3 separate regions of the Homo sapiens genome follow, and all the other regions are linked to region 1. The links are chromatin contacts, found by Hi-C or POLR2A ChIA-PET in ENCODE. All regions are on one chromosome and are shown on one strand. Each heading gives the region's core, a stretch centred on a gene start or an enhancer-like site at or near the end of the contact. The rest is flanking DNA. Distances are from core to core; before and after follow the strand shown. Region 1 holds the start of GLTC1 (glycolysis associated regulator of LDHA post-transcriptional modification 1). Region 2 holds the start of RAD9A (RAD9 checkpoint clamp component A). Region 3 holds the start of ANKRD13D (ankyrin repeat domain 13D).

Region 1 (2,840 bases), core at 1-2,500:
ACTTTAGTCGGGAAGAGGGACAGGGGTGGACCTGAGTTTCGTCTCCTGTCTCTCTGGCTGATGTCACCTGAATAAAGCCTTCTTCCCTGGCAATACTTACATCTCAGTGATTTGCTTTCTGTGCATCTAGCAACAGGACTCTGGACCAAGGCCCTGGCGTTGGGTAACAATTCTGTAATGCTGCAGGACTTCCCCAATCCACGCAGGAATCCCCGCAGGCATCCACGCAGGAATCACCTGATGAAGGGCCAGGGTCAGGTGTGGGCCACCATCCCAAGACCTCCCTTCTCTCTAGGGCCAGCCCCTCTCCTCTGAGCACCTGCTGACCAGCCCAAAGCCCTCTCCACTCCTCAGCTTGAACTCCCCCAGGGTCTCCCTGTGGCCCACAGGTCCTTTGGAGGCTCGGGCATCTGCATGCAAATCCCAAACCACTGTCCCCTTTGCACACACTGAGCCTGCCCTTGTCCTCGTCCTGGTCTACCATGCGTGTCCTCCCTCTGCACGGGCATGGGACATGCCCTCTGCCTCCTTCCTGTCCTGGCCTGCCCAACTCCTACCTACCCTCAGCGCAGATCCTCCCAACACACACATGCAGGCAGCCTCGGGGCCTCTGCGGGTCCCTCTACCACAGCATTCCCGGGGAAAGGCCCGGCGTGGTGGCTCACGCCTGTAATCCCAGCACTTTGGCAGGCCGAGGCAGGAGGATCGCCTGAGTCCAGGAGTTCCAGACCAGCCTGGGCAACATGGCGAGACCCCGTCTCTACAAAAAATACAAAAATTAGCCGAGCCTGGTGGTGGCAGGCGACTGTGGTTCCAGCTGCTCGGGAGGCTGAGAAGTGAGGATCACCCGAGCCTGGGAGGTCGAGGCTGCAGTGAGCCGAGATCGCACCACTGCATTCCAGCCTGAGCCACAGAGCCAGATTGTCTCAAAAAAAGAAAAAAAAAAAAAAAAAAAAAAAAATTCGCTGGTAGGAAACATAGGCTGGTTGAGTACGGGAGTCATACAGATCAGGTGGATCAGGCGGCCGCACACCGCAGCTCTACGGCCCGGGAACGTTACTAAATACTCCCATGCCTCAGCTTCCCGCCTTAACGTGGTAACACGTTACTGTAGTTTCTCCACGCAGAGCTGCTGTGAGGATTAAAAGAGGCCGCGTGAGTTGAGCATCTCGTCGCCATTACCGTCATCACACGCCCCCCACCCAACCCGGCGGGCCCACCCTCTGCACCCACGGCGAAAGCACTCTTTCTAAACCACGCCCCGGATGTCCCGCCTCCAGCGGCTCGGAGGTCTTCACTTATTGGCCTCCCCAAACCAACATGGCGGCCCCCTACAAACTTCAAGCGCCGGTCTCTCCTAGCCAATCAAAAGAAAGATATTTCTGAATCCCGCCTCTTTCAGCAGCCTTGCTGGCCAATCAGACCACACCATGAAGCATCAATACAGAAAAGGGGGAACCCGCTGGCCCAATGGCAGCGTCCTACAGTGTAGCCTCCGCCTCCCGATTGACTGGCCTGCTTGGCAAGGCAAGTAGCGGCGGCGCTTCAAGGTGGGTGTTCACGTTTTGGCCGTGAAAGTCGGGCTTGGGCAGCGTGGCGTCGGGGGCGAGTGTGGTGTCCCCGTTGGCGCCGCCAGCTCTGCGCCTGGGCTTCCCCTCGGCTCACTCAGGATCCGCGGCCTCCGTGTCCTTCAGGTGCAGCGGGGAGCCGGCTCTCAGGGCGCATGCGCCGCCCGCTCTGCGCCACCGGCCTAGTTAGGGTCGGAGATCACTGGGAAGGTGGGGAAGGTGCTGGGTTGGGTCCCTGGAACTGCAGTCAGTGATCCAAAGGAGTGGGCCTGTTAGGGGGTTCACAGGTCGTGGGATGAGCTCTTATGAGCGCCGGCTAAGTGCCGGGCTCTGGGGTGCCCTTGGCATGTACGGGCTCCCCTAATTCCCAAGACCAACCGCCCCCAACCCACTTCATAGGTGAGAAGACGGAGGTCAGGTCACATCATCTGCCCAAGGTCACGCGGCAGGCTGGGGGACAGTTCCAGGAGGGCCTTGAAGCTGGGGAAAGGAATGTGGTACCGAGGACTGTTCAGGCCTTGAAGAGTTTCCAGCAGGGCAGGGCTGGGTTCCGATCCTCGGCCCACCTCCTTATCGTGTGACTTCCGACAAGTCACTTTTTTATCTTTTTTTTGAGACAAGGTCTCACTCTGTCGCCCAGGTTGGAGGGCAGTGGTGCAGTCTGGGCTCACTGCAACTTCTGCCTCCTGGGTTCAAGCGATTCTCCTACCTCAACCTCCCGAGTAGCTGGGATTATAAGTGCCCACCACCACACCTGGCTAATTTCTGTATTTTTTGGTAGGGACGGGGTTCCACCATGTTAGCCAGGCTGGTCTCAAACTCCTGACCTCAGGTGATCCACCTGCCTCAGCCTCCCAAAGTGCTGGGATTACAGGCGTGAGCCACCACACCCAGCCCTAGCGAGTCACTCAACAAACTGAGTCCCAGCGCCTTATTTGTGCCTCCCTCGTGGAGTCCTTGTAAGGATAGGATGGCAGCGCTTTCCACCCCTGGGCACGGTTCCTGGGGGAGGAGAGCTAACAAAGTTCGCTCTCAGTGCATGCTGGCGGGGGCTGGTAATGTTGTTTTTGGTTAGATTTGGGGAGGATGAAGGGAGGAGCAGAAAGGTGGGAAACAGGATCTCTGGGAGGGAGAAAGGAAGGATGGATTTAAAAGGTTTCTTAGGTGAGGCAGAACTTGGGGTCCACAGAAACTGAATTGTAGCTCAGCCAAGCTGAATCAGATGGAAAGCTGGGAGGCGCTGGGAACAGGAAAGCCATCTGTGCCTCTGAC
Region 2 (3,215 bases), core at 684-3,183, 640 kb before region 1:
GTGGCAGAGATAAATATATCTTCTGCACTACCACAGGACCTGAGGGGCAAGGCACGGGCAGGCCCTGCAGGAATACAGGGATGCCCTGGGCCCTTCCAAGAACTACCAGAGCCTTGGTACTGTGGGGAGAGTAGGGGTCAGTGAGTTTCTCCAGGACTCCCTTACATTTTACACACGTGGACCCGGAAGCCCAGGGGAAGGGGAATACCTTCCAGCTGATGCATCCCCACCTGGCACACAGTCTGGTTTTTTTTTTTGAGATGGAGTCTCACTCTGTTGCCAGGCTAGAGTGCAGTGGCGCGATCTCGGCTCACTGCAACCTCCGCCTCCGGGTTCAAGCAATTCTCCTGCCTCAGCCTCCAGAGTAGCTGGGACTACAGGCGCGTGACAACATGCCCGGCTACTTTTTGTACTTTTAGTAGAGACGGGGTTTCACCATGTTGGCCAGAATGGTCTGGATCTCTTGACCTCGTGATCCGCCCGCCTCGGCCTCCCAAAGTGGTAGGATTACAGGCGTAAGCCACCGTACCCGGCCAGTCTGGGGTCTTTTAAAAATACAGACCCGGGGCTGGGCGCGGTGGCCCATGCCTGTAATCCCAGCACTTTGGGAGACCGAGGCGGGCGGATCACTTGAGGTCAGGAGTTCGAGACCAGCCTGGCCAACATGGTGAAACCCGTCTCTACTAAAAGTACAAAAATTAGCCAGGCGTTGTGGCAGGCGCCTGTAATCCCAGCTACTTGGGAGGCTGAAGCAGGAGAATCGCTTGAACCTGGGAGGCGTGATCGTGCCACTGTACTCCAGCCTGGGCGACAGAGCGAGGCTCTATCTCAAAACAAACAAACAAAAAAACCCCACACACACACACAAAAAACAAAAAACAGGCCGGTGCAGTAGCTCACTCCACTTTGAGAGGCCAAGGCGGAAAGACAGCTTGAACCCCACAGTTGAGACCGGCCTGGGCAACATGGCAAGACTCCGTCTCTACCCAAAAAAAAAAAAAAAAAAAAAGGGCCGGGCGTGGTGGGTGTGCCTGTGGTCCCAGATACTCAGGAGACTGAGATGGGAGGATCCCTTGAGCCCAGGAGTTCCAGGCGGCAGTGAGCCGTGTTCGCGCCACTGCACTCCAGCCTGGGTGACAGAGCAAGAATATGTCTCAAAAAACAAACAAACAAAAAAAGGCACATAACCACGATCTACCCTCGTAAAACGTTTCCAGAGCGTCCCAGCGGTGCCCCTCATCATCTGGCGGCCCCTACGCCTCTCTGAGACTCACAGACCTACTCCCCTCTCCAGGGGGCGGAGCCCACACCGCTGAGCATTTACTCTTGTTCTTCCCTCTGCCAGGGGCACCGTTCTACCCCTTTCTGCCTGGAGAAACTGCCGTTTTTCCTTAAAGGATCCTCGAAGCCGGAAGGAGCAGCCACCTCCCACTCCCGGCTGCTGCAAGCAAGCTGCTTTGACTTCTTTCTAGAGTTGGGGATTGCTGCTGGAGTCCGAGTCTCAGGCCCAGAGTGGGTGCGATGGTCTTGCTTGCACCCTGTATCCCCCGGCAGACGCCCGGGAACTCTACTAAGTGGGTGACCCCAGAGAGCTCGCCCCCACACTCCGACTCCGAGTCCAGCACTCGGTCCACTGCACAGGGACCTCGCGCCCCACAGCTGCGTCCTCTCTGACCTTCGCAATCCGGTGCGCGGCCCGCGGAACGCCCCGATCTCCAGGGGCACGGAAGGCCGAGGCGTGCCGGGGGAGCCAGGAGCAGCTGGCTGGCGGGCGCCGCGGGCCTCCCCGGTCACGTGACACCCCGGACAACGTGCGCCGTCACGTGACGGCAGAGCCTGTGAGCGTTTTTCTCACGTGACGGAGGCGCCTGCACGTGGACCAATGGGGAGGCGGGGGCGGGGCCGGCAGGGGCGGTGCGCGGGAAGGGACCCCGGACCCGGAGGTCGCGGAGAGCTGGGCAGTGTTGGCCGCTGGCGGAGCGCTGGGGCAGCATGAAGTGCCTGGTCACGGGCGGCAACGTGAAGGGTGAGTGCAGGTCGGCCTGGCAGCGGCGGTGCAGCAGCCGCGGAGCCGCCAGCCTAACCCCCTTCCGCTCTTCTCCCCGCAGTGCTCGGCAAGGCCGTCCACTCCCTGTCCCGCATCGGGGACGAGCTCTACCTGGAACCCTTGGAGGACGGGGTGAGGGGCTAGGGTGTGGGGGGCGGGTGGGACTCCAGCCGGGAGCGGGTAACCCGGACTAGAGTCTCGCCCCCACTAGGCGGGATGACCGCTGGCAGATTTGTCGGCAAAGTTTCAGTTTCTTAGTCTGGCGGCTGTCATCTTCCCAGGCCGGTGTGTGAATTGAGGAAAGCTGTCCTGCGAGCTCCCAGGGGGTGACGTGCACTTAGAGAAACTCGGGGAAGGCCTGGGTGTGCGACCCCTCCTCTGCGGCAGCAGCGCCGGGGCCGACTCTGAAGGCTTCCATGGGGAAAGGAGGGTTTTTCAGCAGGTGGTGGCGGAGCGGGAGGACGATAGGGCAAGTGTGTGAGCAGAAGCAGCCAGAGGGCTGGGTCTGTGGCTGCCCCCTGACCACGTCCCTCTCCCTGCTCTTCGTGGCCCAGCTCTCCCTCCGGACGGTGAACTCCTCCCGCTCTGCCTATGCCTGCTTTCTCTTTGCCCCGCTCTTCTTCCAGCAATACCAGGCAGCCACCCCTGGTCAGGACCTGCTGCGCTGTAAGATCCTGATGAAGGTGAGGCCCTTCCCTCAGCAGTGGCACTACTCCACCCCAGGAATCTCCACCAGCTGTGCCTCTGCCCTGGGGTACTCAGTAGATGCTAAGTGGGGAGAGAGACACGTGCAAGCCCAATCCATGCAAAACACAGGGAGGGCCATGGTAAAAGCATCACAGCGGGGACCTGAGAGGGTGGTGACGCTCAAGTTCGTCAAGAAAGGTAAGCACGTCTTTTGGCCGGGCGCGGTGGCTCACGCCTGTAATCCCAGCACTTTGGGAGGCCGAGGCAGGCGGATCACGAGGTCAGGAGTTCGAGACCAGCCTGGCCAACATGGCGAAACCCCGTCTCTACTAAAAATACAAAAATTAGCTGGGCGTGGTGGCACGCGCCTGTAATCCCAGCTACTCGGGAGGCTGAGGCAGGAGAATTGCTTGAATCCGGGAGGTGGAGGTTGCAGTGAGCTGAGATCGCACCACTGCACTCCAGCCTGGGTGACAGAGCG
Region 3 (3,349 bases), core at 394-2,893, 740 kb before region 1:
AGACAAACCTCCGCAGTGGGAGAGGAAGAGATGAAAAGAGGCCAGACGGGAAGAACGTGGTCCAGCAGAAACAGGCTGGACTTGGGGCTGAGTGAGGCGGGAGTCTGGGGAAGAGGGTAGGTGTGGTTGGGTTGGCTTCGGACATACTGATGGGATAGCATGGGATCCCTGGGCACAGAGATGTCCTGGAGTAAGCTGAAATGTGGACCTGGGGGTGGCATCAGGGTGACAATGGGAACGGACAGTCTCTCTCCCAGGGATGTGGGGGTCAGGGAGAGAGAGGAGGCCGTGGAAGAGGGTTGAGAAGGCACTGTCATGGAATTAAGTGCCAGTGGGGAGCTGTGTTCAAGATGGCAGAAATCAGGAGAGGCTGGAACCAAGAAAGTCCTGTCGGGGTTGAGTTTGGAGAGGGCTCAGGGAAGGGACCGCCTCTGAGAAAAGGGGTGGCCAGGGAGGGCTGCAGTAGTGGTGAGCAGGTGAGCTCTGGGCATTCAGAAGCCTTCGGGCTGCTACCAACCCCAGGACCTCACAGATTGACACCATAGCGTGGGGTGGCAAAGTGACCCCAGATGGCACAGGCGCCATGTGACTACAGGGAGAAGGCAGGGTAAAAATGGCAATCAGGCCTTCCAGCCCAGAGTCTCAGAACTGAGGACGCCCTACAGCAGGAAGTGATGCTCAAGCTAGCTGGCCCTCCTCAATCATGTTCCACGTAGGGAAAGGGAGAATAGAGGGTCAGCCTTGGCCACCTAGCAAAACCAGGGCCCCAGACCCCAGGCTGGGCCTCCAGTAATCAAGGGCCGGAACTGAGCTGACGGAGGCCTGCACCCTAGTTCCGGTGTGGGTGGAGGGGCCGGCCCTGATTTCGAAACTCGCCTTCCTCTCCTGACGCTGGCAGCCAACCGCAGCCTCTGCAAAAGGGACTCGTGCGGCGGGCGAAGGCAGCCGTTCGCCGCGGGCGGTCCTCCGCCGGGACGGCTCTGCCGCTGCCTGGGCCTGCGCCCCTCTCTCCCCGAACTCCTATCCCTGACTTCAGGGCCCCGGGGGCCGCCTCCCCGCATCGCTGGGCCTGCAGACACCGGCCAGGTCCCAGGGGAAGGTGCTTCCCGCTCAGCCGGCAAGCACTTAGTGGCGTCTGCTCGTTGCTCGTCTCCAGGCCGGGTGAGGGGAGCCGGGGCGCCCCACTTCACCCGCACACCCCAGCAGAGTCGGTGACCGCGGGACCTGGGGTAGGAAGACCGGGGCGAGCAAGGGGATCCGCGGGGGAAACGCAGGCATCACGGCTGCAGCAGGACCGCGGCCCGCCGCGCACGCGCGTGCACTACCGAGGGGCCCAGTGCCCGCCCCCTCCGGCCCCGCCTTCCTCTTCCGGACCCGGCTCCGGGGGTCTGCGCAGGGCTCGGGGCGCCTCCTGCGGGCCGCGGGCGGAGCTGTAACCGGGCACCGCCCTCCAGGCCGCCCCAGCGGACCCGGGCCCGACCGAGGTCGGGGCGCAGACCCAAGGCCGGGCATCTCCTCGGGCGCTCGCGGTTGCTCTGCCGCGCGCTGGCCTGGCCGCGGTTGCCATGGTTGCGGGGGGACGGGGGCGCGCGCGAAGCCCCGCCCCGGCCCGGCGCAGCCCCGCCCGCTCCGCCGCCCGCCCCGCCCTCCCTGCCGCCCGCGCTGCCGCCGCCGCCGCCGCCGCCGCTACTGCTGCGGGGGCCGCGGGGGGCGCAGCTGGGGCGCGGCTCGGAGGGGAGGCTAGGGGGCCGTGCCAGGCCCGAAGCCGAGGCGGGGCCGGGATGCGGCGCTGAGGCCCAGCATGGCCGGCCCGGGCCCCACCTTCCCGCTGCACCGGCTCGTCTGGGCGAACCGGCATCGCGAACTGGAGGCCGCACTGCACAGCCACCAGGTGAGGCCCCGCTGGGGCACCCGGCCCTTCCCCCGGGTCCCCCACCCAAGGCTGTGGCCTCCGTCCTGGAGCCCCCCCCCCCCCCCCGCCCGCTCAGCTCCGCAGCCACATCCTGGGCCTTCCTCCCCTGCACGATCCCAAGCCCAGGTCACCGGCCCCTCGCGCCTGAGCCTCTGGCCTCCTCTCCCCTGCGCTGGGCCTTGCCCTGCTCGCCCGAACTCGCTTCCGCATCCTTGCTGACCCAAGCTGAGAACAAGAACTCTGGTCCTGGTCCCCAGGTTCCGCCAAACTCCTGACAACCTGCAGCTCTGCCTGACCAGGCCCCGCCGCCAGACCCCGGCTCTGCCCCTGCCTTCCCTCCTGCCCCCTCCTCTCCCCTGCCAGGACACGCAGGCCACCCTCTGCCATCTCCCTGGTCAGTCCGCCGTCCTTATTTCCCACAGCGATTCCCAACCCTGCTCGCCCTGGCAGCCTCCCTGCCTTGCCCTCTTCTCTCCTGCCCTTTGTGAGTGTCCCGTCTCCCCCAGCACGACATTGAACAGGAGGACCCCCGCGGGCGGACCCCACTGGAGCTGGCCGTGTCTCTGGGAAACCTGGAGTCTGTGAGAGTGCTCCTTCGACACAATGCCAACGTGGGCAAAGAGAACCGCCAGGGCTGGGCAGGTACTGCAGAGGACAAGGGGCTCCCCCTGAGGCTGGCAGGCGGGGGGCAGTGAGCAGCCAGGCCTGGGGTCATCTGGAGGGCTCCCCTCAGCAGCCTGGTGCCCGCAGTCCTGCAGGAGGCAGTCAGCACTGGAGACCCCGAGATGGTGCAGCTGGTGCTCCAGTATCGGGACTACCAGAGGGCCACGCAGAGGCTGGCGGGCATTCCGGAACTGCTCAACAAACTTCGCCAGGTACAGCAGGGCACAGTTATGGAGGTGGGGTACCATGGCAGGGCACCACCCTGGTTACTGTGCCAGGCCTGGCCTTGGAAAGGCACCCAGTTTGTGCAGTGTGCCTCCTGCCACCAGCAAGGAGGTCTGTCTATCTTGACCCCAGCCCAGGGTCACGTAGGAAAGAGAGACGGCCAGGCTCACGTGGGAGAGACTGGACCCTTTGGAAGAGAAGCCTTGCCAGCTTTGGGCCTCCTGAAGAATGCAGATTACCTGGAGCAGGGACTTCAGGTTGACTCGGTGGATTATGGCCTGAAACCCTGGAATACTTGCTACTACGCACCCTTCTGGAAGCACACGGAGGGGCCTGGCTGGCAGAGCATACTATCTCATACCCCCTACCCCAGGAGCAGGCTCGGAGGGAGCCACTGTGCCCCCTTTACAGAGTAGGACTCTGAGACCCAGTGGAAACAAAGGCTCCCCCAGGGCTCTGCACAGGCTCATGGCCAGGTTGAGGCTGGCCCTCCACCTCCAGGTGCTTACAGCCTCATTGTCTGAAGACCACTGTAGTGCCCCACTTGGC

The links. A loop is a pair of places that touch in the nucleus more often than their neighbours do. ChIA-PET counts read pairs that join two places held with the same protein, here RNA polymerase II (POLR2A). Pooled maps may share reads with other maps.
Region 2: a loop to region 1 is called in a pooled map, with 4 times the contacts of the local background. The contact joins the promoter of RAD9A here to the promoter of GLTC1 in region 1. A Hi-C loop is called at or near these places in 5 of 50 pooled maps. POLR2A ChIA-PET finds 5 or more read pairs at or near these places in 2 of 52 experiments (H1 and activated B cell).
Region 3: a pooled map shows a loop between it and region 1 (4-fold over the local background). The contact joins the promoter of ANKRD13D here to the promoter of GLTC1 in region 1. A Hi-C loop is called at or near these places in 1 of 37 single-sample maps with no recorded cell type and 6 of 50 pooled maps. POLR2A ChIA-PET finds 5 or more read pairs at or near these places in 1 of 52 experiments (BJ).

Annotation. Positions count from the first base shown.
Region 1 is chr11:68,029,184-68,032,023 of GRCh38, forward strand. It overlaps GLTC1 (glycolysis associated regulator of LDHA post-transcriptional modification 1), which reads right to left and starts at 1,251. Exons shown (of 4, transcript NR_197583.1): 1 at 1,110-1,251; 2 at 101-237. ALDH3B1 (aldehyde dehydrogenase 3 family member B1) reads left to right here. Exons shown (of 10, transcript NM_000694.4): 10 at 1-93. It overlaps NDUFS8 (NADH:ubiquinone oxidoreductase core subunit S8), which reads left to right and starts at 1,498. Exons shown (of 7, transcript NM_002496.4): 1 at 1,498-1,550. RefSeq lists enhancers at 1,239-1,533, 1,525-1,704.
Region 2 is chr11:67,390,053-67,393,267 of GRCh38, forward strand. RAD9A (RAD9 checkpoint clamp component A) reads left to right here and starts at 1,934. Exons shown (of 11, transcript NM_004584.3): 1 at 1,934-2,026; 2 at 2,109-2,179; 3 at 2,602-2,730. The coding sequence starts at 1,993. LOC100130987 (a long non-coding RNA gene) reads left to right here. Exons shown (of 4, transcript NR_024469.1): 4 at 1,346-1,635. RefSeq lists enhancers at 1,101-2,016, 2,051-2,555 and a silencer at 1,781-2,150.
Region 3 is chr11:67,287,660-67,291,008 of GRCh38, forward strand. ANKRD13D (ankyrin repeat domain 13D) reads left to right here and starts at 1,644. Exons shown (of 15, transcript NM_207354.3): 1 at 1,644-1,891; 2 at 2,419-2,554; 3 at 2,663-2,787. The coding sequence starts at 1,802. RefSeq lists enhancers at 550-759, 1,994-2,918, 2,919-3,349 and silencers at 980-1,049, 1,230-1,999.